Regions from separate parts of the Homo sapiens genome. Here region 2 is linked to region 1. Evidence: chromatin loops called from intact Hi-C (ENCODE). Cell type or tissue: GM12878. All regions are shown on one strand. Each heading gives the region's core, and the rest is flanking DNA. Links, peaks and the distances in the headings are about the cores only. Region 1 overlaps PEX5L (peroxisomal biogenesis factor 5 like). Region 2 holds the start of LOC124909463 (a long non-coding RNA gene).

Region 1 (15,561 bases), core at 6,133-11,132:
TGAATGGGATCCTGAAAGAGAAATAAGAATCTGTCACCATTATAGAAGGTTCTTTGAACTGATCCAAATATTGAGAAGAGGAAAGGGGAGAATAAGAAATGAAAATTTAAAATGTGGACAAACTGAGACAAAGGCCTTAGCAACTAATGAAGTGGGTCATTTTAACTCAGCTATGATAATCTGACTAGACCAAAATTGCAATCAGTTCACCTCAGTTATTTTAAAAAATTAGAAACCTTTGGGTTACTTTTTATTATTTGTATAACATCAATATACTCCATACCCAAAAGACAAAATAAGAGAAGTTCATAAAGTTATTTTCAAACTAAAAGAAAGTCAAGAAACCTTATCCTACTAATGCATAAGGAAAGAATAAATGTTATACAATTTGGAAATTAAGCTTAAAGGGAATAATTGGGAGACTCAATTCAGTTTGAAATTTTCTTTTATGATCTAAAACATGTATTTGTTCTCAAGTCACCAAAGGAAATATCATAAACTTGTTCAAAATGAAGAGGAAGGGATGGAAAAAGCTATTCTTAATCTATGCAAATATAAATAAAATGGGACTTCCTATGACTAAAATAATCATTCCTAAATTCCTGCAACTGAAGATGCAATTTAAAATTGGACCATTTTAGATAGGTATTTTTACATCTTCAGTTTCTGCAAAGTCACTTCCTCATTTAATAGCCATTTATTGAACCCCTTTTAGACATAGACATTCTATTTGAAGTTGTGAAGGATATAAATATAAGTAAGATATTCTCTGGCTTCAGAGCTTATAAGGAAAGATTTCCGTATCTTCATAATATCTCCTGTTTCATCTTCCGTATCTCCCATCAAAACCAAAAAACTTTCTGTTCAGTTTCAGTTACCTTTCCATGCTATCTGTAATCTGGTCTTTCACGCTTGAGCCCTGCTATTATCCCCCACTTCAGCCCAAGCATTTCTCAATAGCTAAATTGTGCTGCAGCTTGAAAAACACTGACTCAGAAGGTAGTTTGTTACTCCTTCTTTGATTTGAATTTGTGGAAGAAAGCCACAGGAGTAGCTTAGTTGTAGAAGTCAGGCAGTTATAACAGTTCCATCAGTCCAGGTGTGAACTATGGTCAGAAACAAGACAGTAGGTGTGGAAAGACACAGACTTCCTGAGGCAGAGGTGTAGAAGACTGGAGATGCCACGCCTTTGTCCTGGGCTTCCTGAAGTCTCTCAGAATAGCCTCTCCTTTGGTATCCCTTTATTTGTATGCTGAGTAAATCTGAGAGTGCTAGTGTGCTTTCTCCAGAAAATTTGTCCAAAGTTTGAATAAAGAGACGGACTCCAAAAAAAAAAAAAAAAATTTTTTTACCTTTGGTAAAGCAGACAGGCCCAAAAGGACAGGGCTCTCATTGAATTGTGCCTTTTCCTTTGCTTTCCATTTAGATGTTAACAAACATTTTACTTTTAGAATTACTTGATCAAATTTAGACTATAGTTTTTATGCATTTGCAGCTAAAACTATCTGAAGAAATCTAACACCCTGGTCTTCCAAAACTATAGGTAATGTAGGCCTATATCACTATTCCACACATATATGTACACAGAACTGTGATTTAGGGATAAACTCTTAGTTTTTTTTGTTTGTTTGTTTTTTTACTAAGGCATTTAACTGTATCCAAAGTAAAGAAAGAGTACAGGGGATTTTCCACGGAATATAGCTCATACTTACCTACATAACGTTGATATTTCTCAAAATTATGAATAAGAGAACTCAGTTATTCTTAGCCATCTGTCAATGAAATTAAACTTTTTTTCAAAGAAATAATGACTATCAAAGAGATAGTTATGACATTGTCCATACATATTCATACTTTGAAAGTCACAGTTGTATTGGTTGAGTTTAGTCTTTGCGCTTTATACAATTTAGCCAATGGGTAAATAAGACCTAGACCCAGAGGCCAGTCATCAGAATGCACTGCTTAGTAAATGCAACCCTGTTACAATAATTTCTATGCGTATAGGGTGGTGCCATATTTGATGGTAACCTTCATCCTCTGTGAATGCGTATAACACAGTGGAATTCAGATCGCACTTCACAGCCATGAGAAGGCCACAGTGTGGAGGTGGGCATTGTTTGTGAAAGTAGGACCTCATCACTGCGTTGATCACACTAGATGAGTTCATTACATTAAGCACATATGGTTAAAAGAGCAAGTCCTACCAGGAAATATGTATCAATGTACAGGTCCTTTGGAAACTGTTACATATGTACAGTTTGGACATGCACTAACTACAAATGAGATACAGATTCTGGGACACTAATCATATTTTTAGATGAGCTCACCGGATCACTGATGTTTAGCTATTTCATCATTTTCTAGTATATTGTATTCTATACCAGTGCTTTCAACTACATTTCCAGATAATAAAATTGACTTTTATGCCAGAAAGTATTACAAATCATTCCTAAACTCAAATAGACCATAGCATTTACAAAAATTCAAATATATTTTATTCCTGAAACATAGGCAGCTCATAGTCCCTCAACATTTAAAAATATTTTAATATATATAGAATGGGTGATACCCAGGAATGTTCAAATTCAGAAAAAATAAAAAGCACTGGGGCTCAGAGTTTCACTCATGAGTCAAAGCAGCATCCTAAAATAAAAGATTAATACCAAAAGAGGCCTTGGATTTGATTCCTAGCAAAATCTGCGAGGTTTTATACATAGTAATACCAAAGCTTACAATAATTGAAGAAAGATCTATCCCTGTAACTTGAACGTTAAAAGAAGAAAAGCGTTCTCAAAGCCCATCCCTCAATAACAAATTAATATGTATAAAAATCTAATTACCAACTCTATATTGAAATCTTAAACTCTAATGGACATCTGAGATTTACACATGTTTAAATGAGATTTATCCATCTTTAAATAGCATGCATATGAGTACTAAATGTGTCTCTTGGCTTCCAGTCTCCAAAAGACCACTAAGTGCTTCCATATTGCCCTTTCAGAAATAAAAGAAGTGCACTTTCTCCCCATAGTTACCATTACTCAGGTCCCCTGCCACCTTCCATCAGCTCTAAACTATGAGACTGCTGACACTGTGCCAGAGAAACAATGTAGCGAAGGTGAGTAGAGTAATATAAAATATTTTGATTTGGTAATACTCCAAAGCACTCCATTTGCTATTTTATGCCTCTTAAAATGCAACTTAACAAATAAGTTCTTAAAAAATCTAGAGATTGGCCAGGCACAGTGGCTCACACCTGTAATCTCAACACTTTAGGAGGTCGAGGTGGGAGAATTGCTTGAGCCCAGGAGTTCAAGACCAGCCTAGGCAAGATGGTGGGACCTTGTCTCTATAAAAATAAATTTAAAATTTTTAAAAATTAGCCGGCCATAGTGGTGCACACCTGTAGTCACAGCTATTTGGGATACTGAGATGCGAGGATAGCTTGAGCCCAGGAGTTCGAGGATGCGGTGAGTTATGATCATGCCACTGCACTCCAGCCTGGGTGACAGACATCCTGTGCCTATTTAAAAAACAAAAAACAAAACAAAACAAAAAAACCTAAAGATTATGAGGTGTGTCTTTTTCTTAAGCAAAAAACTAGATGATTATGCCTGTTTTATGAAAGGCAAATATAAAAGCTCCCCCACCCCCCCCAAAAAAAACAGTTAATTTAGGGATCAACCACCTGAGTATCAAAAGTGTGTTTTCTCCCTTAACCGTAGAAACATAACTCGGCAAGACGGGATTCAAAGAGGTGCAGAATGATTGAAAGTAAATAGTGGTTGCCACTGATAATTAGAGATCCACTAAAAAATCAAACTGAAAGATTGCTGAAATTAGAAAATGAGCTAATGGGAAAACACAATTGAATCTACCGAGATATATTTTACAAATAGATTTTATAAACGCATGTACTAGATACCTACACAGTTAATATAACAATATTTTCTACTCTCCCAAAATAATATTTGTTATGTAATACAAAAGCATTCCAAGGAAATGTAGAGGGTGTGTTTTTAGGTGACCTGAGCTTTTTAAGAGAGGGAGACGAGGCAGGCATTTATCCACCCACACTGATCCGTGTGTTTGCACTCCCCACATAAACACTGACTGAGCAGTGCTAACCAGAACATGTCATCTTTGAGTCTGAAGCCACTGGTCCAGGTCTCAGTAGGAGCTTTTGTCCAGGTGAGGAGTGGGATTGGCCCTTAGCAACTATGATTCAATACGTGTCATTTTCTATATATTGAAATTAGAGAATAATCATATTTCAGGAGGGGGGAGGAAAGGCTTGAGCTTTAAACATTGAAGTTGGCTGCATCAAAAATATGTTGACAGTGCTAAAAGGCTCATTCCCCACCTCTTGATATTTTTTCTTTCTTGCCCCCACCCCATTATTTATTTATGTATTTATTTATTTTTGGTAGGCTTGCTATTCTCATTTTGTTGCAAGGCTGCATTTTAATTCATCTGACTCTGCAGTTTAACAAAGCCCTTTGACACCTCTGTTCATTTGTTCTCAGCTGGTGAATGAGCAACAAGAAAGCAGACCCCTCCTGAGTCCCTCCATCGATGACTTTCTCTGTGAAACCAAATCGGAAGCAATAGCAAGGCCAGTAACATCCAATACAGCTGGTAATTCTCTCACTTTTAACTGTTCCTCAACTAGAGTTAATTTTAACTATAGTAAAATGCACATTTTTTCCATAATACATTTTAAGTGAGGAAAGAACGTTTGCAACCAAATGAAACTTTAGAATGTATACTATTTAGCATAAACCAATAAATCACAGAAATTGCAATGTATATTACCCAACCAATTTTGCAGAACATAAGTATACCACTATTAGCAATGAATCATGTTTTCATGTATATTTTCATATTTGCATATTTATATCTAAAGTCTCATCACATTAGAAAATCTTTAAAACAAAAACATCTCTTTCAGAGTAAGGTTTTCAAGTTCTGGCTGATGGTCCAATTATTTCTGGAAATATTTTGTATAACGGAAGTCCAGTAAATAAAAATGTGGCAACCTTTTCAAGTGGATTTAAATGACAAAATATCCTGCAGCTTTGGGATAGTATAGAGCCGGTTTCATTTTCTGTCATGTAAATGTGTTACTTGCTCCCCGTTACAACAATCTATTTGAATGTTCTCCTGGAATTAAACATTATCAAATAGTAAACCATCCCCTGCTCGGTGCCTGTCACATATAGGAATCGGCACTCAATAAGTATTAATCCAATGAGTGAGTACAGGATGCCACTGGCATAAATTACACTTCCCTTGTAGAGGCAGTCTTTCTGCATTGATTTCATTTGGTCAGCATTCACATTCAAAGTCATGTCATTCAAATAAGAATGAAAAAATGATGTTCAGAATCAAAGAACAAAGGTTATGTTGGATGTGCAGAGCGGAATTTAATGGAAAAAGAAAAGGATAATCACATACTGTCTTGTTAAATTTGTTCCATTTTGTCATCTTGGCCTCAGTTTGCTGTTGGCTTGCATATTTTCATTATATTTCTAAGTGAATAAAATCACAGGAGAAGGAAATCGTGATTTTTCCAAAATGCCAAAAATTACAAGAAGAGTAACTAGCATGAGATAGACAGGCTTGTTATGTGAGGTCATATTTTACAGTTTCTGGGTTCAAACTCCATGAATTCCAACCCCAGCTCTGTATCCAGGGGCATGTTGCTTAACTAAGCCTCAGTTTCTTCATTTGTCTGATAATAGTAAGATCTACATCTCGTAAGTTCATTGGAAAGATTAAAGGAAGCAATCCATGAAAAAGCTTAACACCATGTAAACTCTAACTGGTGTAAAAATTTCTGTTAGATTTTAGGTGAGAACAATATGTATTCCCTACACTTTCATTTTCAATTGCGTTGACTTTTTTATATCACACCACAGCAATCATTTTCTAAATTCAGCTCTCACTTTCAGTAATCAAGAAATTAAATGGTACTTGGCAAATTCTAGGTAGGAAATTAAACAAGTTCACATACTATCAGATGAGGTTCATTCCTCTGATCCGTGAAACAAGAGCTGGCCCCTTCAAAACTCGAGAACTACCCCAGGAAAATACAGATAACCTTGTATGTCCAATTGCAGGTGAATCAGTGAGAATTGTATGCACTGCAAACTTCCTCTTCATGCTCCAATTCTCACTGATGGGAAAACTAAGTCACTTAGAAAGGATCCACCCTGAGAGAGCAATATAAGATTTGATTCAAAAGCTTCTTTTCAGCTTGATTGTTCTAACATATGGAAGAGAGACCTGTGAAATACTGTAGGAAAAAAATCAAAAGAATGTGTAATTTCTTGCAATCCCAATATCTACAATGTTGCCCTCTGTATTAGTCCTAGGGCTGCTGTGACAAAGTACCACCCACTGAGTTGATTCAACAATGGAAACTTACCATCTCAGTTCTGAGGGCTAGAAGCCCAAAATCATGCTTTCAGGTGGGCCATGCACCCCATGAACGTGCTTAGTGAGGATCTATTCCAGGCCTCTCTTCTAATTTCTGGTACTGCCTTGGTTTATGGCAGCATAACTCCAATATTCATGTGGTGTTTTCTCTGCATGTGTGCTTCCCAGTGTGCATGTCTGTCTCTGTGTCCAAATTTCCACCCCCCGCTTTTTTTTTTTTTTCTGAGACGGAGTCTCGCTCTGTCACCCAGGCTGGAGTGCAGTGGCACGATCTCGGCTCACTGCAACCTCCGCCTCCTGGGTTCAAGCGATTTTCTTGCATCAGCCTCCCAAGTAGCTGGGACTATAGGCACCTGCCACCACGACTGGCTGATTTTTTGTATCTTTAGTAGAGACAGGGTTTCACTGTGTTAGCCAGGATGGTCTCAATCTCCTGACCTTGTGATCTGCCCACTTTGGCCTCCCAAGGTGCTGGAATTACAGGCGTGAACCACCGCGCCTGGCCCAAATTTCCCCTTTTTATAAGGACACCAGTCCTATTAAAGTAGGGGCCCACCCTATTCTAATATGACCTCATGTTTAATTATATCTCGAATGAAACTGTTTCCAAATAAGGTAATATTCTGAGTACTCAGTGTTAGGACTTCTACATAGACCACTCAATCCATAATACTCTCCAACGTAGGGGGTCTGGAAAAATAGTGTTCTGAGACTGGGGATTTATTTTTTCCCACCTCCATTATTCAGTGCACCTGGTTCACACAGATTTTTATCCTGAAGAAAGACTCTTATTTGATAAGTGTTTTTAATATTAAGCGTATATCTCAAGGCAAAAATATTATATATTTTTAATTCGTAAGAAATCTAGTTTTTATATAAATCAATACAAAATAAAAAAAATTTAGGAAATATTTACCTCTTCTGGAGGTCGGTCAGTGATTTTTTTTCTCTATGAACCCTAAAAGAACGTATCTTTTGCCTCATAGAAGTTCTAAATTATAATTTTTTTCCACCCAGTTCTATTAGATTATCTGAAGAACAAAAGTTTTTGAGACTGCCAACTATTTAAATCATTCCTTGGACTATCCAAACTGCCAAATAATTAGAAGCTAAACAAACAAATGAATCAAAGCCTTATCAATAAAGTCAGCACCCTGCCTTAAGGTTTAGATAAAGTCTAGAGAGGACTGTGCAAGAACACAGGCTATGGAGAGATGAGACCTGTATCCTGTATTTGAATCCTGGTGTAAACACTGACATACCAGTTATATTAGTTTTCTATTGTCACCGTAACAATTACCACAAATCTAATGGCTTAAAACAACACAAATTTATTATCCTAAAATCAAGATGTCAATAGAACTACATTACTTCTGGAGGCTCCAGGACAGAATTCACTTCCTTGCTTTTTCCAGCTTCTAGAGGGCACCTACAATTTGGTGGCTTATGACTCCTTGCTCCATCTTCAAAAGCAGCAGCTCTCTCTCTCACATTGGTCTCCATGTCCTTCTCTGGCTCTGACCCCCCTAACTGCACTTTATAAGAGCTCTTGTGATTACATTGGGCCCACAGGGATCATCCAGATTAATCTTTCAGTCTCCAAATCCTTAATTACATCTGCAAAGTCCCTTTTGCCATGTGACATGTCAAGGTAACATATTTACAGGTTCTGGGGATTAGAATGTGGCCATATTAGAGGGGGGCGTTTTTCTACCACACCAGCTGTGTGATTTTGGACAAGTTACTTAATATTGCCAAGCCTCAAGTTTCTCATATGTAAAATTAGAATACCTTTTTCACAGAAATGTTATGTAGACTAAGTAAGGAAACACTCATAAGCACTTACCATATTGTATATTTTCAATAAATAGTTTTTGTAATCATTTCCAACCTCATATATCTACAGTTTGTGTCAAGCATGAATGCTTTCAGTAGAATCTTCTAGTAGCGATAAATATTTATTTGCATCATGACTATGCTTATAGTGCTGTTCCAAGAGCTGTAGATAAGCACTTCATCCAATACTTTATAGTTTTATCCTTATTTTAGTGGGCAGAGTTAAGGTTCAGAGAGACATTTTTTTTTGAGACGGAGTTTTGCTCTTGTTGCCCAAGCTGGAGTGCAATGGCATGATCTTGGCTCACCGCAACCTCCGCCTCCCAGGGTCAAGCAATTTCTCCTGCCTCAGCCTCCAGAGTAGCTGAGATTACAGGCATGTGCCACCACGCCCGGCTAATTTTGTATTTTTAGTAGAGACGGGGTTTCTCCATTTTGGTCAGGCTGGCCTTGAACTCCCGACCTCAGGTGATCCGCCTGCCTCAGCCTCCCAAAGTGCTGGGATTACAGGCATGAGCCACTGCACTCAGTCAAACTCAGACAGTCTTAACCACTGTCCTGTGCTGCCTTATTTTATGCACAATATTCACGGAACATCAGGACACCAAAATAGATTAGCTGAACTAAAGTGAAGAAGACAGGACAAAGTGCTACAAGGGTGACTGGCAAAACATAGCCTGCTCAGAAGCAACTGAGCTGGAAATCCCCCTGCTACAGCAAATAGAAGTGAAGTCAGCGACATCCTCTGGGCAGTGGGATCCCACAGCCTATGAAGCTGTGAGTGGTGACTGACATGTGGTCCATGAGAAAAGTCTGCATATGTGACAATAAGATTACACCCTGAAGGTATTTTATTAGATCTACACTATCACACGCATACACACACATGTGCATACACACACGCACACACTTTTCACGTTCATTGTAAGAGGAGATTATCCTTTGTTCCTTTGTGCTCCTTTTTTTTAGAGACAGGGTCTTACTCTGTCACCCAGGCTGGCTCAAACTTCTGGGCTAAAGCAGTCCTCCCACCTAGTCTCCCGAGTAGCTGAGACTACAGGTGATAGCCATCACTCCTGGCTAATTTTTTTTAATTTTTTTAATTGTTTTGTAGTGACTGAATCTTGTTATATTGCCTAGGCTGGTCTCAAACTCCTGGCTTCGAGCGATCCTCCTGCCTTGGCCTCCCAAAGCACTGGGATTACAAACATGAGCCAACACACCTCACCGGTTGGTGCTCTTAATTTAAGCACACAGATACTGAAACCCAAAACTTCATGTGCCTGAAGGATCTTTAAAATAGGATTTAAGAAATCAGCAGAGCAGACACCACCTACCATACCAGGGCTGTCTTTGTGTGGAGCAATAAGATTCTTACTTTTAAATCTTAGCTAAAGGACACACACATGCTAAAATGTGATTTGTCTTTCTCCAGAGAGTGAAAGGCTACACCCACCCTTCTCTCCTTTTGAAAACGTACTCTGCAGGGACTTTCCCAGCTTCAAAGCTGGCCATTCGACCTCCAAGCCACCTCCTTCATCAGCTGGGTAACCAATTAGGCTTTCTGTGTGTGCCAAGCATTTGTTTCACATTTGCAAGAAAAAGAACAAAGGGACAAAGAGCTCAGAACAAATACAGGAATTGCCCAGGACACTTTGGAGGGGGAAAGAACCTTACTGAGCCAAGTTTGAATTCACAGTTCACCCTTTTAGTAATTCATTTATTCTGAATGTGAGAAGAAGATATAGAATTAAATTAGTACTTGCCAGCTGTTATTCCATAACAAATGTACTTCCTATGTTCAAGTAGACAATTTTATAATTTGCTTCTAAAAGTCTAGGAGCAAGTGACTAACTCTTAATTGTTTGTACAATTAGTAAAAAGATGTATATGGCATTCTATATTATGCCATCAATTTCCTTTCCTCCATTATAAGGACATCACATTGGGCCTAGACTCCTTGCCAACATAATAGTGGTCTGGAAATTTCTATTTGACCATTCAGTGGATATAAAATGTGAGGCATTCTAGCCTATTTTGGCTGTCTGCCATGCTTACATTTTAGACATAAAGCCAGGCAGCTTAGTTCTGAATGTCACTTCTTTCCCTCCACGTTCAAGTACTTCCTAGCCCCAAAACATCCCTCGTATCTCAGGGCATCTTAGCATTGGGAAGTGGTTCCTATTGCCTCAGGAAGATTCTGTTGAGATAAGCTGACACTTTCAGGCCACTTTATGATAAATTTACTTCATAGGATCCTCTGTAGAACCAATATCTTTGTCTCATCTTCAGTTTTATTCCCAGTAGCATTTTCTCTTTCTGTCAGTGTATGGATCTGATTCTTGTCTCAAATAAAAAGGAGCAGTGAAAATAGGAGAACATCAACAACAACAACAAAAAGGATAGAAAAAATCACAAATTGGCTGTAAAAGAATGGAAATCACATTTATTGAGTACCTATTGTATGCCTGGCACTTTACATACATTAGATCATTTAATCCTCATCTTATCCCTAAAAGACAATTAATTCCCCATTTTCAAATGAGGAAACTGAAACTCAGAGAGATCAAGAAACTTACTTCAAGTCACACACTAAGCCGTGACAGAGCCAGATGTTTCCACTTCACCAACAACATCCAACCACTGTGACTTGGAATTGGAATCAGAAAGCAAGATTATTAAGAGTAAAGTTTGACACACCATCCTAAAGATCCCATAGGAATGGTTAACTCATGAAGCCCATGCACTACTAAAGAAATCCAGGTTGTGAGTTCAATGGAGCCCGGCCCCTGCCTTGAGTACAAGGGAGAAGCAGACAGAAGAGTATTGAGACATCAGCAAAAATCCATCCCCCACCTAGAGGAAAAGCTTGGAGATTAAAGAGGAGTGCTGCAGTCATTGTTGTAGACTGCCACAAAGGGTTAATGCAAGTGGTTTCTTTGTCTTTCTGTGGCTTTCCTACGTGAGCTGGGTGAAGAGATTCCAGGCCAGGGAGCCACCGATCTTGCTCAGAAGCTAGTCTCTCCAGTGCAGTGCCAGGGCCAGTGAAACAGCAGGGACTGGTGGAAAGGTAGAGCTGTAGGGACCTTCTCCAATTTGAATTTTCTATCTCTCACAATGAGCTAGTCAAACACTGGTTACGTGCACTGTAAAAGAAGGAAGAAGCTAAGGTTATAAAACTTGCTTTTTTAATTCTCATTTGCCTTATTTGCATTTGAACAAGTTATTATTTCTGCTTTCATTAGAGTATTTAATGCAATGTAATCAACCTGCTAGGAAGTAAAAGTGTAACAGTTTTATAGTTAGTTACATTGAAATTCAAATTTGCATACTAAACAGCAAAGGCATTAACATGTGTACCTATTCATCAACTATGGATTATAAAATACCTCTCTTGGGTGAACCCAAACAGGATGCCATTTTCTGATTGAACTGCTTAATTAAATAAAAGATGATTAACAGCATTGCTTTATACCCCATATACTTTATTGTTTAAAATTAAAACACAAAGACATTCAAAACCTTCACTAAATCTCTGAATATGGTAGATTGACTCCTCTCTGGGAAATTGCAATCTAAAATAACCTTCAGTATAAATAAAGCAAAGCAATAAAGTAAATAGCACCTGAACTCAGATTCAGTTTGATCATTTTAATTTCATTCAAAGCTTCATCATTGCTGAGGCTGGTCTAAGTCCTTTCTTACCAATTTGTGCCATACCAACTATAAGAATAACATGCAGCAAACATCCCAGTCTAACAAGCTGTCTCTATAAATCAATGATGAGCTAACGTAATTTTATTCTAACCTATCCTACAAACATAAAATCTTTCTGTACCCAACTGAAACCTATTTTAAATAATTTCAGAGTAGTAAATGGGCTTATCTTAACCTCTTCCATTTCTGGTAGTATTGACCACTGGCTTAGATCTCCTCGACCTGAGTGAACCAGTCTCTCAAACCCAAACCAAAGCCAAGAAGTCAGAGCCCTCATCAAAAACCTCATCCCTCAAGAAAAAGGCCGATGGATCTGACCTCATCAGCACGGATGCTGAGCAGAGAGGCCAGCCTCTCAGAGTCCCGGAGACTTCATCCTTAGATCTAGGTAAGGCAATCGCTTGCGGCTATGGATGCTCAACCTTGCTCTGCTGATGTGGATACAAGAGGAAATTTCCACCAATGGCATTAAACAGAGAACAAAGGAGTAGAAAAGGCATTCCATGGTGGAAACTGGACAGGACATAGCTTCTTTTGAGCTTGAACTGTACAGCAATTGGGGAGCTCAACTTTGCATAACTGATTGATTCATTTATTTATTCGACCCACAAATATTGAGTTATAGATAGGTGCTGGGTGCCAGGTTAGGCACTAAAGTTACAAATAAAGATAAAATGTGCATCTTGCTCTGTAGGAGCACTCAGTCCAGGATGAGAAAGAGGGACTTGTGAGTAACGAACTCTAATGCAAGGCCCAGGGGCAGCCAGATGAAACAGTATGTCACAAACGTGTTTGGGAATACATGCCATACAATAATAACAGCTACCATTTGATGGTGGGTTACAATGCCTAGGAACCACAGTACATTACTTACATATATTATCTCATTAAATTATCACAACTCTTTGAAACATCTGAGGAACCAAGTTTCAAAATTTAAGCAATTTGCCCAAGATCTCACAGTTTATAAGAAGAACAGTTGAAATTTGAGCCTAGTTCTAGTCAACCTCAAAGCCCATATGTTTTCCACTGTATTCTACCTCCTCTGAGAAAGGACAGCTTAATTCTCAGCTCCTGGAATCAGACACATTAAGCTCTCCTTTCTCAAGAGAAAGAACAGTGACAGGTATCTTAGAAAGCCAAGAGGAACATGAATCTTCCCTGGCTGTGACTGACTGCTGTGTGTGTATGTATATGTGTGGGGAGGTGAATATTGTATATACATTCATAAGGAGATCATATTCATAGCTTATCCATAAGGCTGTGAGGAATAAATGGGAATATATGAAATCACTTATTATTATGATATGTACATGTTAAATGGTCATGAATTAATTTATTCATTTGTTCAGCAAACATTTCTCTGAGTATCTACCATATTCCCAGCACAAACTATGTGCTAGGAATACAAAGATAAATAATATAAGCTCTCTGTGCCTTAGCAAATTTACAGTCTAGTAGGGAGATAGAAAAATGATTAAATGATTATAATAAAATATTAACTATATGTAGCAATGAAAGAAAACCCACATCAGTTACTACATGAGCCTCCACATCATGCCATTGCTCCAGCCAGTGGGAGAAGGTGTCTTACAAGAGGTACTATGTGAGCTGAGGTTTGAGGAATGCATAGGAATTTGCCAGATTCAAGATAGATCAGGAGAAAGGTGGGGAGAACAGAGCAGGGTATCCCTGGTGCAGAAAGGAAAGGTATTCACACACAAATAGATAAACATGGAAAGATGTCTTTTTAAGTAAATATACGTATTTCAGTAGTACTCAAGGATGGTAGAATAGTGAGAGAAAAAGACTGAAAATCACTAGTGGTGAGATCATAGGAATCCTTGGATGTCATGCACTGAAGACTGGGGGAGGAGAGATGATGTTTGAAGGGTTCTGCTAAGAGGAATGACAGCAACAGTTCCTATTTTAGAAAAATCCTTCTCTGGTGGATTTATTGAGAAAGGAATAGAGGCAAGGAGACCAGTACAGAGATCCAATAGTGACAAGGGGGATAATGAGAAAGAGAGAGACAGGTTCCAAAAAATATTAAAACAAGACTTGGAAACAAAGATAATATGTATACGTGAGCAATGGGGACATGTAGAACATGCCAAGCTCCATGATAGAAGATGGAAGAGGGGCAGGAGTGAACTATTGAGTTCAGCTTTGAACCTGCTATATTTGAGGAAACTATGGGACTTCTCTGTGGATACCTCCATTAGACTGTTAAGTATATAGGTCTAGAACTGGAGAAAAAGAACTGAGTAGGAAATGGAGATTTGTAAGTCAGAAGCCTGTGTGTGAATGGATATTGGAACCATGGGTGTAGATGAGCTCTTCCAGGGATAGATTGTAAAGAAAGGAAAGAGAACCAAGCCATTGTTCAAACTAGTGGCATACACAGGAACGCCTCTCCCCTGCCATCCCTCTTTGAGGTCTGTCTTTGGAGGGAAATTTTATAACTATCTCTACTATTTCCTCACTATCTAGGTTTATTCAGTTGTACAAATAAGTTAATAACATTTATAGATTTAGATTAAAATATATTAATACATTGATTGGGTGCAGTGGCTCATATCTGTAATCCCAGCACTTTGGAAGGCTGAGGCAGGAGGAGTGCTTGAGGCCAGGAGTTTGAGACCAGCTTGGACAACATAGTGAGATCCCATCTCTACAAAATTTTAAAAATTAGCCTGGCATAGTGGCATAAGCCTGTAGTCCCAGCTACTTGGGAGGCTGAGGCAGGAGGATTGCTTAAGCCCAAGAGATTGAGGCTGCAGTGAGCTGTGACTGCACCATAGCACTTCAGCCTGGGCAACAGAGTGAGACCTTGTCTTAAAAAAAAGAATATATTAATATATTACAATATAACACAATAAGCATGCAAATGATGAACATTTATTTCTCTGCTTCTGAGAAAATGTCCTATGAAAAGGTTGTAAAAGTACTTAGTTTAAAAGCACCTTTAAGAATAGCAGTGTTATTCACAATAGTACAAAGGTGAAAACAACTGAAACCCATCATGAGATGAATGGATAAACACAATGTGGTATATACAGACAATGAACTTATTCAGCCTTGGAAAGGAATAACTTACATGCTACAACATGGATGAACCTTGAAGATATTGTGCTAAGTGAAGTAAACCAGGCACAAAAGGACAAATACAGGTTGAGCATCCCTAATTCGAAAATCTGAAATCTTCCAAAATCTGTAAGTGGAAAATTCCACACTTGACTTCATGTGATAAGTCACAGTCAGAACTTTGTTTCATGCATAAGATTATTTAAAATACTTTATAAAATTACCTTCAGGCTATGTGTGTAAGGTGTGTATGAAACATAATTGAATTTCGTGTTTAAATTTGAGTCCCAGCCCCAAGATATCTCATTATGACACATGCAAATATTCCAAAAACCAAGAAAAAAAATCCCAAATTTGAAACACTCCTGGTCCCAAGCATTTTGCATAAGGAATAATCAACCTGGATTGGAGGATTCCACTTGTATGAGGTACCTACAATAGTCAACTTCATATAGACAGAAAGTAGAATAAAAGTTACCA
Region 2 (15,561 bases), core at 6,347-11,346, 73 kb before region 1:
TTTATTCCTAAATATTCTCTATTTGTATCAAGTAATATAAAAATAATTCTGAGTTACTGATAATTTGGAGGGCAAAATAACAGTAATGCAAATTATCTTACTTTGTATTTTCCTTGTAAACTCACGATGCTGAGTTTATTTTTTGGTTTGTTTAGCTTCATGCATTTCAATTTAATGTACTGATTCTCCTAAGCATCACTGGACTCTAGGAAAAACACAAAGGGCAAATCTAATATCCTTCATTTTAGAATCTTACGACCGATTGTTAAAGTCTGGTGGTATAAAGCCAGAAAATACAGAGAGTCACGTGTCATAGAGCGGCACAGAGGCAGGTAAGATAGCTGAGGAAAGAATCCATTGCCCTGGTTCCTAGTCTGGCCCTGCCGCTTACTAAGCAGAAGACTTTGGAGTAAGCAGTTTAAGTTCTCTGAGTTTACATTTTTTCATCTGTACAATGCAATAATAGCATCTGCTCAGATGCCTGCTGTGAGGCTCAAATGAGGATGCTCCCTTGTAGAGCCATGTGTCCAGCTTGGCCTCCTTTGGTCAGTCCCAAGTCTAGAATCCAGGGCCACCACTCCTTTGTTTTGGGACTTTTTCCTCTGTAACTCGTGCCTCCTGAATGGTGAGTTGGAGATGGTTGTGGTATCATGACATTTTCACTTTGGTTATTTCCACTGGTTTACTATTAGACATTCGGCATGCCTTCTGTGGAACAGTGTCAGATACTCTAGTCTAGCACATTTTCAGCGGTGCCAGCTCTTCTGCCATGCCATGTGGTTAGCATTGTGAATATAACACAGAATGTGTGTGTATCACTCTTACACAGTGGTTAAGAGCAAGGTCTTTACAGTCACAAATCTGAGTGAAAACAGGCTATGGCCATGTCATAACTGTTTGGGAAAATTAACCAGCTCTGTGAGCCACAGGCTGCTCTGCTATAAAATGAGGAAAATATCTACTTCATAAAGTTTTTGGGAGAAAGAAATAAGTTCTTGTATATAAATGCCTAGCAAAGTACGTAGCGTGCGGTAAGTGCTTTATAAATGGCAGGTACTGAGGTGAAAGCATGGTGGTAGTTGGTAGATAGTTAGACTAAATAGCTGTAAGATCCCCTTGTTATCTCATTGTGGTTTGGGTATGCATTTCTCTAGTGATTAGTGATGTTGAGCATTTTTTCATATGCTTGTTGACTGTGTGTATGTCTTCTTTTAAAAAGTGTCTATTCATGTCCTTTTCCCACTTTTTAATGGAGTAGTTTGGTTTTTGCTTGTGAATTTGTTTAAGTGCCTTAAAGATTCTGGGTATTAGACCTTCGTGAGATGCATAGTTTGCAAGCATCTTCTTGCATTCTATGGCTTGTCTGCTTAATCTGTTGACAGTTTCTTTTGCTGTGCAGAAGCTCTTTAGTTTAATTAGGTCCCATTTGTCAACTTTTGTTTTTGTTGCAATCGCTTTTGGCATCTTCGTCATGAATTCTTTGCCCAATCCTATGTCCAGAATAGTATTTCCTAGGTTATCTTCCCGGGTTTTTACAAGATCATGTCCTTTGCAGCAACGTGGATGGAACTGGAGGTTATTTTCCTAAGCAAACTAACCAGGAAACAGAAAAGGAAATACCACGTGTTCTCATTTACAAGTGGGAGCTAAACATCAATTACATATGGACATTAAGATGGGAACAACAGACGCCAGGGCCTGCTTGAAGGTGGAGGGTGGGAGAAGGGTGAGGACCAAAAAACTGCCTATCAGGTAATATGTTTATTACCTGATTATTAAGTTTATTCACAGGAATAATGAAATAATGAATTAATGGATAATGAAATAATCTGCACAGCATATCCCCGTGACATGCAATTTACCCATATAACAAACCTGTACATGTACCCCTGAACCTAAATTAAGAGTTAAAAAAAAAAGATGTCCTTGGAATTTGGGGACATTGAATTATAATTATTTTAAACAATAAAGTCTAGTCTGGGGTCATGGATGCAAATGCCTTTTCCAATCATCCAGGTCCAGAAATGAGGTTAGTAGACTGTGCATAAGAAACATAGGGAGTGAGGGAGTCAGTGGCTACTTGGTGGGAGCTGGCCCCAGTAGAGGTGGCAGCACGTATCAGCTTCAGCGGATTGCCACCTTGTTGGAAATGGGCTCAGTGTCACCACACATAGGAATTTTTCAAAAAAGGCATTAATCTCTGCTTTTTTACATGTTTATAATCTTTTTTAAAATTTTAAACAGTATATAATCAGACAAAATAGTCTGTGTATACAACCCATGGGGTCCAGTTTATGACTTGCTATATTCATGAGTCTCTAAGATCCAGGAAGAGTCCTATGTGCTCTCCTCTGTTTCTCTCCCATTTTACACTTTCCCCATTGAAAATTAACCTAACCTAGTTGTTGATCTGATTAAATTAATGGACATTAAGTTATCATTGACGCTGGCCTTATGTTCCTTGGGAAATTGAAGTACTTCCAAAGAAAACTGGCCAATTTAAAATGTAAAAAATCCCCATTTGATAAAATGAGTAGGGCAGTTATTTATGAGCAGGAGGCATTGCTGATGTTTCTACCTATGCAGGACTGTGTTTACTGTCTTCTGCTCTTGCCAGCCTAGCCATCTCTGTGAGTAAACAAGGTTCTAGCATTGTTGAGTAACAAGCACACACCTAGCTCTCCTCTACCAGTCCATCTTCCCCAGTTTTCCAAGCAGTAATGCAACTAACTCACAGGGCTCAGTTAAAAACTGTAATCACCAAGAGAGACATCATGAGTCACCATCTCAAGTTCAACAAATATCTGAAATGCTATCAGGTATCTTTACTTTAAGATATTAATATTCAGCCTATGTTCATTACATGCAGCATAAAAGAAAAATACTAGACTTTCAAGCTGGAAAAATGTATTGCTGTTAAGTCATTTTCAAATAGCCCATGTTTTCTTTCTTTTTAATCTAATAGGGAGAAGTGCTGGCACAATGTTTAGTCAGTGAGAAAACAAATGCATAATTGAAATGACATGAGCTGACAGGTTGAGTGTAAAAATGATGTTATATATGAAAGTAACAGTCAGAGACAGTAGTACTTAAAATTAGACTCAGCCATTTGGTAGAGAAATTGAAAAGAAACCTATTCAGCCTTTTATTGTGGAAGGAGTGTTGCCGTACTTATTTATTTTTGCTGTTGATTTTTAAGTAGGTTCATCTGATCAAAATAAGAACTGTAAATATTAGATCTGGAAGGAATTTCAGAAGATAATCTAATCCAGTGGATTAAAAAATTAAAAATTCCATCCCATGGAACCCATTTCTAGTCACCTTAATAGGGGAAGGAGTGTGTATGATTATGGTGATAGCACTTAAGGAACAACTTAGGTGTATAGATAAACTTTGATGAAAAGATATTGTTCTAAGAAGCTTAATCATATTACTTGTTATAATCAAAATAAGTTAAGCAAGTCTTGGAGTAAAAAGGTAACTTGACTGGGTTCACCAGGTTACTTCACATCACAGGCAATATTTGAACTTGGGATCTGCAGCCTCTAGTCTTGAGTTCATTCAGCCACTCCTGTAACTGCCTTTCTAAATTATGATACTTCCTCTCCTTTCTTCCAAATGTCCCATGTTGGTAAGATAAGCATAGTAATCAAACCAGAATAGTCATTTGAGAAAAGTGTGTATTTCAAGTGCACAGCTAAAAGTCTATTTGTCTGATAGATTTTTATAAAAAGATGTTTATATTAGATACCTCCTAACTCTTCATAAAATGGTTCTCACAAACTTTGTGACATCTTCCCAGTATCCATCAGGGTATAGATATTAAAGATTTTTAAAGTAAACTTTGAAATCTCCTAAACTACTCTGGGATTAACAAAGTGTTTCCTCCCTGTTGACACAGATGGTTTTTCTACAGCTCATCTCTCAGGGCCTCTCCACCTGGTTCAGTTTATCATCTCCCCCTCAACTGGCCATGGTGATTGTGAACCGTATCGACAGTTCAGCTTTCAGGCCCATCCGTTTTGAAGTCAGCTGCCAGTGCTTTTGTCTAATGAACCATGCAGGTGAACTCGGTGATTACTGATTGAATCAGCGTCTATTGTCAGAAGGGCTTTGAAAACCAGTTGTGAGTGGAAATATTTGTCCCTCAATGATTTATGTTATAAATTCAATTTTATCACTTATAATAAAAATGACAAAGGATCAGGAAGACCATACAAAATATTTTTCTTATTTTCATATTTAAACAACAGGGAGAGTTTACAGAGTAAAGTTCCCTTTTTCTCTTCGACTTTGGACTGAGATGCCCACGCTCTGCCATTGCCCCGACCTTGTCATTCTGTGGTTGCGCTTTTACTTCTCTCCATCCAGACTTTACAGTGCATGTCTTTTCTTCTCTGCTCAGCACCACTCTCTGATCCCTGCCTCTGGAACGTGTCTCTTATTCTGACACTGCATATATAAGGTTTGACAGAAATGCAGTTCTTGCAAACCTGTTTTTTTTTTTATGCTCCATTGCTTTCTTCCTTTTCTCCAAAACAACTCTAGAATTCTGTCATTTCCATTTTTGGTTTAATTTTTCACATGGTTTACCCCCAGTTGAAATGGGTACCACTTCCTTCCTGTCTTGTGATCTAGGAAACACACACACACACACACACACACACACATACACATACACAAGTGATCATTCAATACAATTGTTATTTATTCCTCATCGTATTTTTTGGCCAAATGATCTCATTCTTGAAATATATGAATAAGTAACTTATTAAAGAAATGGAAATGGTGAGAGAATGTACCATCCAGGCTTTGTGCTGGATGTTCTGAATAGAAAAAACATTCATTCATCACTTTGTTTTCTAACAAAATTATCTCATTTGTATAATTTGTGAATAATTAACTAATTTTGTTGTAGAAAAACACTAAGCATAGAAGTTGTTTTCTTCCAGTCAAGGGTTGTTCAGTTATCACTTCCCTGCATTCTCAGCTTCTCTCTTTAAACTTTAAATGTGTCCCCAAAATTGACACATGAAATTTTATGAACTATTGGAGTAGTCCCTGAAAAAAATGAGCTATGTTGCATAAGTTGATGGATTTCATTAATCAAATCATTTACTACAAGATAAAACATATTGAGCTCATAAACAGGTTAGATATTGTTAAATTTTTAAGCTAAAAATGTAAAACCTTGTAAACTTTGCATTTTTTAAAAAAGGAAGCAACTTGTTTTTGTCTAGATGAATGAGCCATTTTAATTTTGCATCCAGACTCCAAGGAACTTGAGTTAAAATCATACCCTTGGATCAGGACTTTTATGAACAACAGTAGCAATACCCCATGGACCCCAACACTGCTTAGCTTACTGGTGAGCACCCAATACATAGTGAGAACTAATGTTTCCCACTGTCTCCCAAATAAAATGCAAACTCCTCCACTGGGCTTGCAGGCTGTCCATTGTCATCCAGCCCCTAACTACCTCATTGTGCTTATCTAATGCCCCCTCAACTTCATGCCCCATTCATACTGAACACCTTGAAGCATCGAGTGTTTGATGTTCTTCCTCCCTTCACACTTTGCTCTTGCTCTTCCTTCTGCCTATGTGTAAGAATATAACATATATCACAAATATTTTGGCATATCTGCTAGAAGTAGAGGATATAGATTGCAAGGAAGGAGACCTCCTCATAGTTCTGACCAAGGCTGGCCCCTTGGAGAATCCAAATGGTAAGAGAACAAAGAGGGAAAGAGCAAGTCCCCCTAGGTTCTGTAGATGGACAGACTTCTTCAGCTTTACAAATATAAGGGAGAAATGAGAAAAAAAATAAGCAAAACATAAAGCCTGCTCTTGAAAAGAAGAGGCAGAAAATGGAGAAACAGAAAAATCTGAGACTCTATTACTTGGAGAAATTTATTATGTAAACAATTTTGCTATATATATTCTAGGCATAGTTTTGGAGGAAAACACATAGTTACACTGAGTACAGTAATACCTGCTATAGTTCTAAAAAATAATTTGTCCTTATTCTGCTCTGCTGCCACAGTGGTTCTTCCCATGTGGTGAGTGAGAAGGAACAGTGGAGAAACAGCAGAGCCAGGTCAGGGAATGCTGGTGACATTTAGCCTCAGTGTTCGGGGTGAGAGAACTAAATAGGGAATCATATTTTTTTGATACTGATCCTGAGAGAAGCTATATGAAAAAATATAATTTTTCATTTTCTTTATTATGAAATAACTTCAGGAGGAAGATAGAATGCTGCTTTTGAAAAAAATACATTATTTCCCATCTCAAAAAAAAGAAAAAATACATTATTTTGATGGAAATGATTTAATCTATTTTACTTATTTTACACAAACTTATTTACAGCCTAATTTTTTGGTAGGTGTTTGCTAGGTGCTGGAACACAGAGATAACATAACCATAGTCACGGCCTTTAAGAAGCCGGTATGGTTGGACTTACAGTCAACAGACAGTTACAGTGCCCGTGCTGCAGTAGTTGGAACCAAGGGCTCCCAGGAGCATTTGGGAGCCTCAGAACTCTAAGAACTAAGATGTGCGTTATTTCCTCCTTCCCTAATCATAGTCCAGAAAAAGTTACAAGGTTTTCCAGTGCTCCACGTGTTCCCAGGAGGAGACGTGGGCTTTGGGAACAATTACCAAAGATGTTTTTTAGAACCTGTCTACTCAAAGAGTGGTTGGTTCATGGACCACAGCATCAGCATCACCTGGCGCTTGCTAGAAATTTATACTCTGAGCTTCAGACTCTGGAGGTGGGGCCCAGGAATCTGGTTTTTTTTATTTTTTTTTTTTCGGTTTTGTTTTTGTTTGTTTTGTTTTGTTTTTTGAGATGGAGTCTCGCTCTGTCGTCCAGGCTGGAATGCAGCAGCGCGATCTCGGCTCACTGTAAGCTCCGCCTCTAGGGTTCACGCCATTCTCCTGCCTCAGCCTCAGGAATCTGTTTTAACAAGCCCTGCAGAAGAATCCTGTACACACTGTGGCTCCTAGGAAGCATTGGTTTATGTTATTCCAATTTTTGGTGTCAGGAAAGGATCATTTATACTTTGATAAAGACATTAATTTTTTATTTTGATTTTCTAGGCCTACAAAAAAGAATAAAGACAAGTTAAGTATCTTAAATCCTTTATCTGAATGTCCCTAACCTTGCAAATATTCCTTTCCTGCCTCGTCATTAAAGCGAACCTACTCAGTAATCAGTCCTGTAAAACAAATTGTAACAAAAAGAAAGCATAAATGAGGGAGACCAAGAGGTGAAACTTGTTAACCCGATATTTGTCTTAAGCTCTTCTGGTCTTACACCACGTTTATTAAAAGACTAATGATAACAAGACACACTTACACAGCATTTAGTATGTGCTACACTCTGTTCCAAAGACTTTTTGTATATTACTCATTTAATCCTCCCAACAACTTCACCATGTAGGTTACTATCATACCCATTTTACAATACACAATGGGGCAAAGGGAATTTTACACAGGGCTGCTGTGTTGCACAACCCCAGAAGGCTATGCTCTCTACACAGCCTGTGCGGCAGTACATGGCAGTGCTGGGTCAAGTGAGTTCACGTTTAAAAACTTCCTTTCATCATACCTCCCTCACTTATTAAGGAAATTTCTTGCAATTTTGACTGTTAGGAAATAACATAAGATGGTAAAATCTGAAAAAGCCTTCCTATTTTTAAAGGAAAGATATGCCATATATGATAAAGAAGAGCATAAATACATTAAGATGGGGAAACTGGAAAATATATTTTTTCCTTCCCAAAAAAAAGTATTCTTGAGAGTGTGTATGTATATATGTGTGCATGTGTGTGTGTATGTGTGTGAGAGGGAGAGAGAGAAGAAATAGAGAAAAGGAGAATGTGTGGCTACATAGCCATAAACATGCATAATCAAAAGCAAAGCTGCAAAAAAGAGCAGATGCCTAATCCTTAAATACGTGCCCATTCTGAGGCCACTGGGGCAGTACACAATACTGAATGGCCAGGACCAGGTGACCAGATGGCCCTGTAATATAACCAATAACAACCATGTATTGCATTGAGGTTGCTACATATGTTTCAAGTGCTTGTGTCTGAGGTGCTACGTATGATAAATTAAATCCTTACTTTGCATTAGAATTACCTCTGTACCCACCACATTTGAAAAATTCTACACCTGGCACAAAACCAGAAAGCCTGTCACTTCAGTATTTGTTGAGCAGCTTTCTGTTATGGGAGTATATTTCTGTGCTCTGAAAATGTCACTCCACCAGCTGCCCTACAGGAGCTGACCTTTCTTCTCAGGCTGAAGTTCCTGCTGATCTGTTTAGTAGAGCTAGTTTATCCCAAGTTGTTGGCACATGTCCAGTGTCACTGCATGCCCATCTACAGAAGTGGTCTGAGAGCTGATATTTAGCCACCCCTTTAGACTTTCACCTGACATGACTCTGCCCCTCCCAGCTCCTTGTGATTCCTTCTGTGATCCTCCCAAAAGCAGCGCCCCAGCCTTCCTCCCTGAGCCTTACCTGTTAATGCTAGACTACTGGCAATCACCCTTGGGGCCCTTCTCCCCAGCTACATTATGCTTATGATGTATATATGAAACCTTTCTCCAGAAATTTTGGACAAGAGAGAAAGTATCACCCATGGTCCTGAGAACTCTTCATTTTGCATACTCTCACTTTTGCATAATTGCAAGATAATTTTAATTTTTTTATAGTCGCAGTCGGTGTGCATTCAATTTTGTACCTGCTTCTTTATGTAACATTATGTTACGCTCATTTTTCCACATTGCTACATAGTTTTATAAATGTCATTTTAGTGGTTTCCTTATATTGAATCAAGGTGATCCTTAGGCAATTTTTTTCCAGGATTTTCACTGGCTCATGCAGTGACCATTCAAACCTTACTCATCTTTTAAGATGCAAGTTATCAAATTAAAGAGGAAAAGAAGGGATTGCAAAAAAAAATCATGTACATTACTATGATTAGACATATACGTACTGACTTACCGTGAATTCTGCATGATGTTTGTGGGAATTTGCAGTGTCATCTTTTCATATCCCGGATGCACCGTTAAGCATCACTGGAGATGGCACCGTGCATGTTGCGTCGCTCCGTAAAACCTCAGGTTTAAACTATATTCTATGTGGCAGTTATACAGCATTTCTGTTTCCTGAGGCTGACCACAGCCAAACCACAAACACGGATTTGCATAAATTCAGTTTGCATGAATTTTTAAGTTAGCTGAGAAAAGAAACTAACTAAATATTTTTACAGCCACATGAAACTTAGGAGATAATTTACTTTGGTACCTCATTCATTGAGGACACAGATATATATATCCACTAGGGTATTCTTATGCCCAAAAAATACACTCTAGAAACCCATATTGAAGTCTAAGCAACTTGTATGAAGTGGTTACCACTAAAGGGGATATAGAATTCAGACCTAAGACTGCTTCATATTGAAAGGCAGTGATGAAAAGAAATAATCGTGAATTCGTTTTAGAATGTATTATTTTATAAGCATTCTAGATTTTACCATTTTTCCTAGGGCTCCAAAATGCAAAACTCTTAAACTGATAAAGAACCAAAGGTACAGAAAGTTATTAAGATCTATAAGGCAGAGCTGAAATACAAGTGAGGGTGCTAAAATTCAAGTTCCTGACACTGCCAATGACTTTCTATTTGACCTTGAACACATCTCTAAGCCTTGACTTCCCTATCAGCAAAATGATAATAGTTTCCCTACTTCTATCTCCCAAGAATTCTGGGAGAATTTCTTAAGGAAAACTATAAAAATAATCATTTGAGCCACTCGAGAGGATTACTTCCTGTGAATAAATCCAAGATGGTATCGTCTGTAAGGAAGCCACTAATGCCCTAGGGTTATGAATCACTTTCTTGTGTTTAAGAGCAATTTAAAAATTAAATCCCCTGTAGAAAAATGAACACATCCATAATGATTACTTTTACATCGGTAGTACTTTGGGAGGGGGTAAAGTATGGCATGATTTTATGAATTTATAACTCATCAAATTAATTACATTGGGTTTTTTGAGTGATTATTTAGATAACTTTCTAATCGTAATAAGAAAAAAGTGAATACTCATATTTATGTTTTTCAACTGCCCCAAAAGATTATATTATAATACGTAGTTCTAAAGAAATAATGGTACTTTAATCACTATAGATTCTATTTTTCTGAAATGAACACAATATTTTTCCTAGAACAGCAAAAATCATGCTGAGGCTCCCAGACTTTATTTAGCAGTCAAGAAATTACATAGCCCACATGAAAACATATTTGTCCCCGAAGACTAGAAAAACACTTCCCAGATGAATTTCGTTAACACCTGTGCCTTCTTTTTGAAAAAAAAAAAAAAAAAAAAGAGCATAGCAGAACTCATAGTGAGTCTTCAGCAAAAAAAAAAAAGTCACATAACATCGCTCAAAACACAAAGAAACCCAATTAGCTTCAGCAAGGTGCCAAAGAAAACGAGAACTTTCTCTCACGAAGTAAGTTGACATTTAGAACCACCCTGTATAGTTTTGAAGGGAATTAGGCCCTCTATCAACAAACTGTCTTTGGAACAATTATTTCAGGCTGTACTTGTACCAAAGGTTAGTAACCACAAATTAGTTCTTATTATTCTTCCTTATTTAGAAACATGCTTCTGTGACATGAGGAAGGCCTGCCTCTAGCTTCCTCAGAACTTCCAGCCTATCAGGAAGAAGAAATTATCTAAAAAAAATAAAATAAATATATGTGTCAGATTTAAAGTTCTTGGGGAAGCCACATTATAGGACAGGAGTTAGGGAAAGGGGGAGTGAAGAGAAATTTTGGTGAATCAGCTTGTGCAGAGGTCATTTAAAACACAAATATAGACACTGTAGATGAGACTGAAGAGTTGAATGGGTCATACTTTATGCCCTAACTGTCCAATTTAGTCACTTTGTAAGTGGGGTAAGGGGGAGGGAAGAACAAAGGGAATTCACGTTGTTGAGCACCTACTATGTGCCAGACAGCATCCTGAGAGGTATAATTATGACAGTTTTTCAGAATGATGAAAATAAAAAAAAAATAAAACAAAGCTTAGAAGGGCTGAGAAACCCGAAAAGAGTCACATAGCTAGTCAAGCAGCAAACATAGAATTGAAATCAGGTCTGTCTGCCTCCAAAGCCCGCGCTCCACCTCTGTCAATCACCTTCCCACCAGCCATCAAGAAAACGAAACTGCATTGCATTTTCTTGAATTTACAGATACAATCAGTAGTTACTGCACAATGCCTAGTACCCACTAGGAGTTTAAATAAAAGGGACTTCTTTACATTAACAAACAAACAAAAAAAAGGTCCCAGAAATCCCCTGCCGGTCACCTGCTGCCACTTGCCAGTTCTTCTGTGGTGATTCTTTGGAAGAAGCCCAGTACTGAATCACGGAATAGGGCAAGCAGAGGGTTCTCTTGGAACATAAGAACACATGAAAATAAAGACTGTTTTGTTCTGTTTCCTAGTTTGCACACAAATATGTCTGTATTTTACTCATAATTGGCCTGAAGATACATTGTACTAGAAAAATCAAATGGCTTATTTCACCAGGCTTTTCTCCCATTCTGAGAGTGCTGAAGCCCTTTTACTCATGGCTGACTTTTTCCCCCCCCCCCGACTAATGGTTAATTTCTGGGCTTGTTCTTGTGGAACTTAAATAGTAAATGTATCCAAGGCAGGTACAAAAGAAAAAAAAAGAAATCTCTGGACCTTAAGAAGCTGCAATTTCCTGTAGCCAGATGAAACCATGCCTCACATCCCTCCTTAGATTTATAGAATTAACGACATTGAGAGACACAAGGTTAAAATTATAATCTTTCTAGAAGACTCAAGTAGATAAAAGGAAGCAAAATAGTTTGCCTTTGGGGATATTTATAATACCTTGCTAACTTTTAGCTTCATTAGTTGCTAAGCATTTTCTTTCTCACTGTATTCATTTCAGTTGGTCATCATTTCCCTTTTCAGCTCTTTCACTCCTTCCATTATGATTTACTGCATGTCAACCTTTGAGCCTCCTATTTCATCCATCGGCGAGGCTGTTTGCACCTTTGCTTTTGGTGGGTTAGCTTATCTAACATCACTACTCCATTTCCATCCTGAGTCATAGTGAGGCCCCAGACTTAACAGTCTTTCCATCACTGACGATGGATCATTTAGAGATGTTCCCTACAGCATCATGGAAACCAACTTAAAGGCACTTATGAATGATACAGCCCTCCTGCTTCTCAAAACAAAATGAAATCTTTTAATGTTAAATTGATCAAGATTTTTTACTGAACAATGTAAACCTCCTTGGTTACACCTGCATGCAATAGATTTGAATGGTATCAGCAGCAGAATCTTTAAATTAAAAAAAAACTTTTGAGAAGTGTCTGTTCATATCCTTCGCCCACTTTTTGATGGGTTGTTTTTTTCTTGTAAATTTGTTTAAGTTCCTTGTAGATTCTGGATATTAGCCCTTCGTCAGATGGATAGATTGCAAAAATGTTCTCCCATTCTGTAGGTTGCTTGTTCACTCTGATGATAGTTTCTTTTGATGTGCAGAAGCTCTTTAGTTTAATTAGATCCCATTTGTCAATTGTGGCTTTTGTTGCCATTGCTTTTGGTGTTTTAGTCATGAAGTCTTTGCCCATGCCTATGTCCCGAATGGTATTGCCTTGGTTTTCTTCTAGGGTTTTTAGGGTTTTCAGTCTTATGTTTAAGTCTTTAATCCATCTTGAGTTGATTTTTGTATAAGGGGTAAGGAAGGGGTTCAGTTTCAGTTTTCTGCATATGGCTAGCCAGTTTTCTCAACACCATTTATTAAATAGGGAATCCTTTCCCCATTGCTTGTTTTTGTCAGGTTTGTCAAAGATCAGATGGTTGTAGATGTGTGGCATTATTTCTGAGGCCTCTGTTCTGTTCCATTGGTCTATATATCTGTTTTGGTACCGGTACCATGCTGTTTTGGCTACTGTAGCCCTGTAGCATAATTTGAAGTCAGGTAGCGTGATGCCTCCAGCTTTCTTCTTTTTGCTTAGAATTGTCTTGGCTATACGGGCTCTTTTTTTGTTCCATATGAAATTTAAAGTAGTTTTTTCTAATTCTGTGAAGAAAGTCAATGATAGCTTGATGGGGATAGCATTGAATCTATAAATTACTTTGGGCAGTATGGCCATTTTCACAATATTGATTTTTCCTATCCATGAGCATGGAATGTTTTTCTATTTGTTTATGTCCTCTCTTATTTCCTTGAGCAGTAGTTTATGGTTCTCCCTAAAGAGGAGATCATTGTTGAATAGATACGATGTATGCTGTTTTCAAAAGGGTCATTGAAAAGTAAGTGATTAGATGAACTTACAAATTGTTAACTATCCTCAACAGTCTCATTGTCATTCTGCTATATACACATCTTTCCCTTCTTCCCACACCCCCCGACCTTTTCTTTCTGCTACAGGTACAGAGTATTAGCAAAGGCGGTAGACCCTTTCTGAAATATACAGTTTTAAAAAAAAAATCCAAAAATATTTCTTTCTCGACATTTGAAACAAAGCTAGAATAGAAATAAAATTCAGTGGGTATATTGTTTCCTAAAGAGACAAGAGTATGCCTTTCGTCTGTTGTTATGCCAGATTGTTTGATATTACAGAATCCGGATTAAATGCAGCTAAACAAGGCTACCTTTGCTTTGGAAATCTGCCTTATTAGATCCAAGAAGCTTTCTTGCAAATCTATAATATAAGCAAAGTATAGTAGCAGAAGCAAGCATTACTTTTGCATTCAAAGACCATGAGTTTAAGAGGAAAAAGTCACTATTGTAACAATTGCTTTGTAATTGTAAATTATCACAAATTTATCATTGATAAAGGTCTATTCCACTATTGGAAATATGTTGGAAGGAGCTGGGATGTGGAAATAAAGAAGAGAAATATAAAGAAAATACATAGTTATTTAAGCCATTTTGTTTTCTTGGCTTTCATTTCATCGTCATCACCTCCATCATCAACATTGAACACTCCCCATGGACCACATGGCATGAACATTGCTCCTCTTTTTGAGAGTATACACTCTATGTACTTACAAAATTCATATATAAACAAAGTGGCTTGAACAAAACAGCAGTTTATTTCTGTCTCACAAAAAGGAAATCTGGTATTATATCATGTGGGGTTGGTATAAGATCTCCTAAGTGGTCAGAAATGCAAGCCTCTTCCAGCTCTTTGCTCTGCTATACCTTAGAAGAGGACCTAGTCCTCATATTCTAAAATAGCTGCTGAATCCTCATTCATCATCTCTGAGTTCGAGGCAGCAAGCAGGAAGAAAGGTGGGGCTAGAAAGGTAAAAAATAATCTACTTTTCCTTTTTTTCTTTTTTTTTAAGGAGTCTTTGTAGAAGTTTCATAGAGACCATTTGCTTATACTTCATTGCCCAGAATTTAATCAAGTAGTCAAAACTGGCTACTGGAGATGGGTTCCCCTAGGAAATAGACTCATTTATTCTGCATGGTAATATATCTACCTGAAAACCATGTTACTAAGGAAGAAAGACACGGGAGTAGAAAGCTAGTAATCTCAACTCTAATGATCACACTCAAACTGACAAAAATAATTGTCTTCTCTAAAGTCAGTGACCAAGGAAAATAAGCATCTATCGCCCATTTTTCAGAATTTTCTTAATTCAGTCTTATAAAGTCACAAAGCTCGATATTATTTCATTGAGGTGGGAGGGAGAGGAAGCAAGAATAACATTTTTTATGGAATATGCAAAGTCTCCGTTGTAATAGCCTTCAGCATTTCCCTGACAAAAGAGAACAGACTATGCATATTCTAAAGTGAGAAAAGGCCAGCAGGACTTACATCTTGTAGAGTTCATTGTTTCAGTGCAATCTGGTACCCTTTGCCATTGGGCACCACACATATGCCTCCTCCAACACACATTTTGCTCCCTGCCTCCTCTTACGTCTCCGTTTCAGAATACTTACCAATTTCCTCTCAGCCTTTCCTCATCCATCACTCACTTAGCCAGGAGACCCTTAATCTCCCCTGCACTACTATTGTTTTACTTGCTTTGACCTCTTGGGACTTACGTGCAGTGCCAGTGAGGGGCATGTTATCATGATCTTACCTTTGTTTCCACATGCTCATTGAATATTTTCAACTAGACTGTAAGTGCCTCAGCAGCTCAGTCCAGTCTTTACACCTGCATTAGACAGCATGTGCTTGCTGGGGATAGTGTATGCAATGGGCCCTCAATAGATGCTATTAGATCAAACTAAAGATGTGAGAAGATGGGAAAGAGGTATTTTTTTTTACATTTTTTAAATTTTGTTATTATACTTTAAGTTCTAGGGTACATGTGCACAATGTGCAGGTTTGTTACATATGTATACATGTGCCATGTTGGTGTGCTGCACCCGTTAACTCGTAATTTACATTAGGTATATCTCCTAATGCTATCCCTCCCCACCCCCTCCCCTCACCCTACAGCAGTCCCCAGTGTGTGATGTTCCGCTTCCTATGTCCAAGTGTTCT

Evidence for each region. Hi-C counts contacts between places; a loop is a spot of excess contacts. Peaks named below come from ENCODE experiments on the same cell type or tissue, not always from the same donor. Only the 100,000 strongest peaks of a DNase experiment are listed, where the experiment ranks them.
Region 2: a loop joins it to region 1, with 3 times the contacts of the local background. A loop is called at or near these places in 1 of 110 quality-filtered maps.

The regions. Positions count from the first base shown.
Region 1 is chr3:179,876,750-179,892,310 of GRCh38, reverse strand. It overlaps PEX5L (peroxisomal biogenesis factor 5 like), which reads left to right. Exons shown (of 15, transcript NM_016559.3): 4 at 4,527-4,638; 5 at 12,188-12,382. Among named protein-coding and RNA genes, the nearest start is that of PEX5L-AS2, 14 kb to the left of the region's middle. RefSeq lists an enhancer at 9,043-9,102. In GM12878, for the core only: a CTCF peak has its summit at 9,026; DNase peaks (open chromatin) are centred at 8,950 and 9,810; H3K27ac peaks cover 1,454 bases.
Region 2 is chr3:179,950,311-179,965,871 of GRCh38, reverse strand. The region is part of intron 2 of PEX5L (peroxisomal biogenesis factor 5 like); the gene reads left to right. It overlaps LOC124909463 (a long non-coding RNA gene), which reads right to left and starts at 9,134. Exons shown (of 2, transcript XR_007096182.1): 1 at 9,012-9,134. RefSeq lists a silencer at 3,909-3,958. In GM12878, for the core only: no CTCF peak of the experiment used is centred there; DNase peaks (open chromatin) are centred at 8,342 and 9,181; H3K4me3 peaks cover 819 bases; H3K27ac peaks cover 1,943 bases.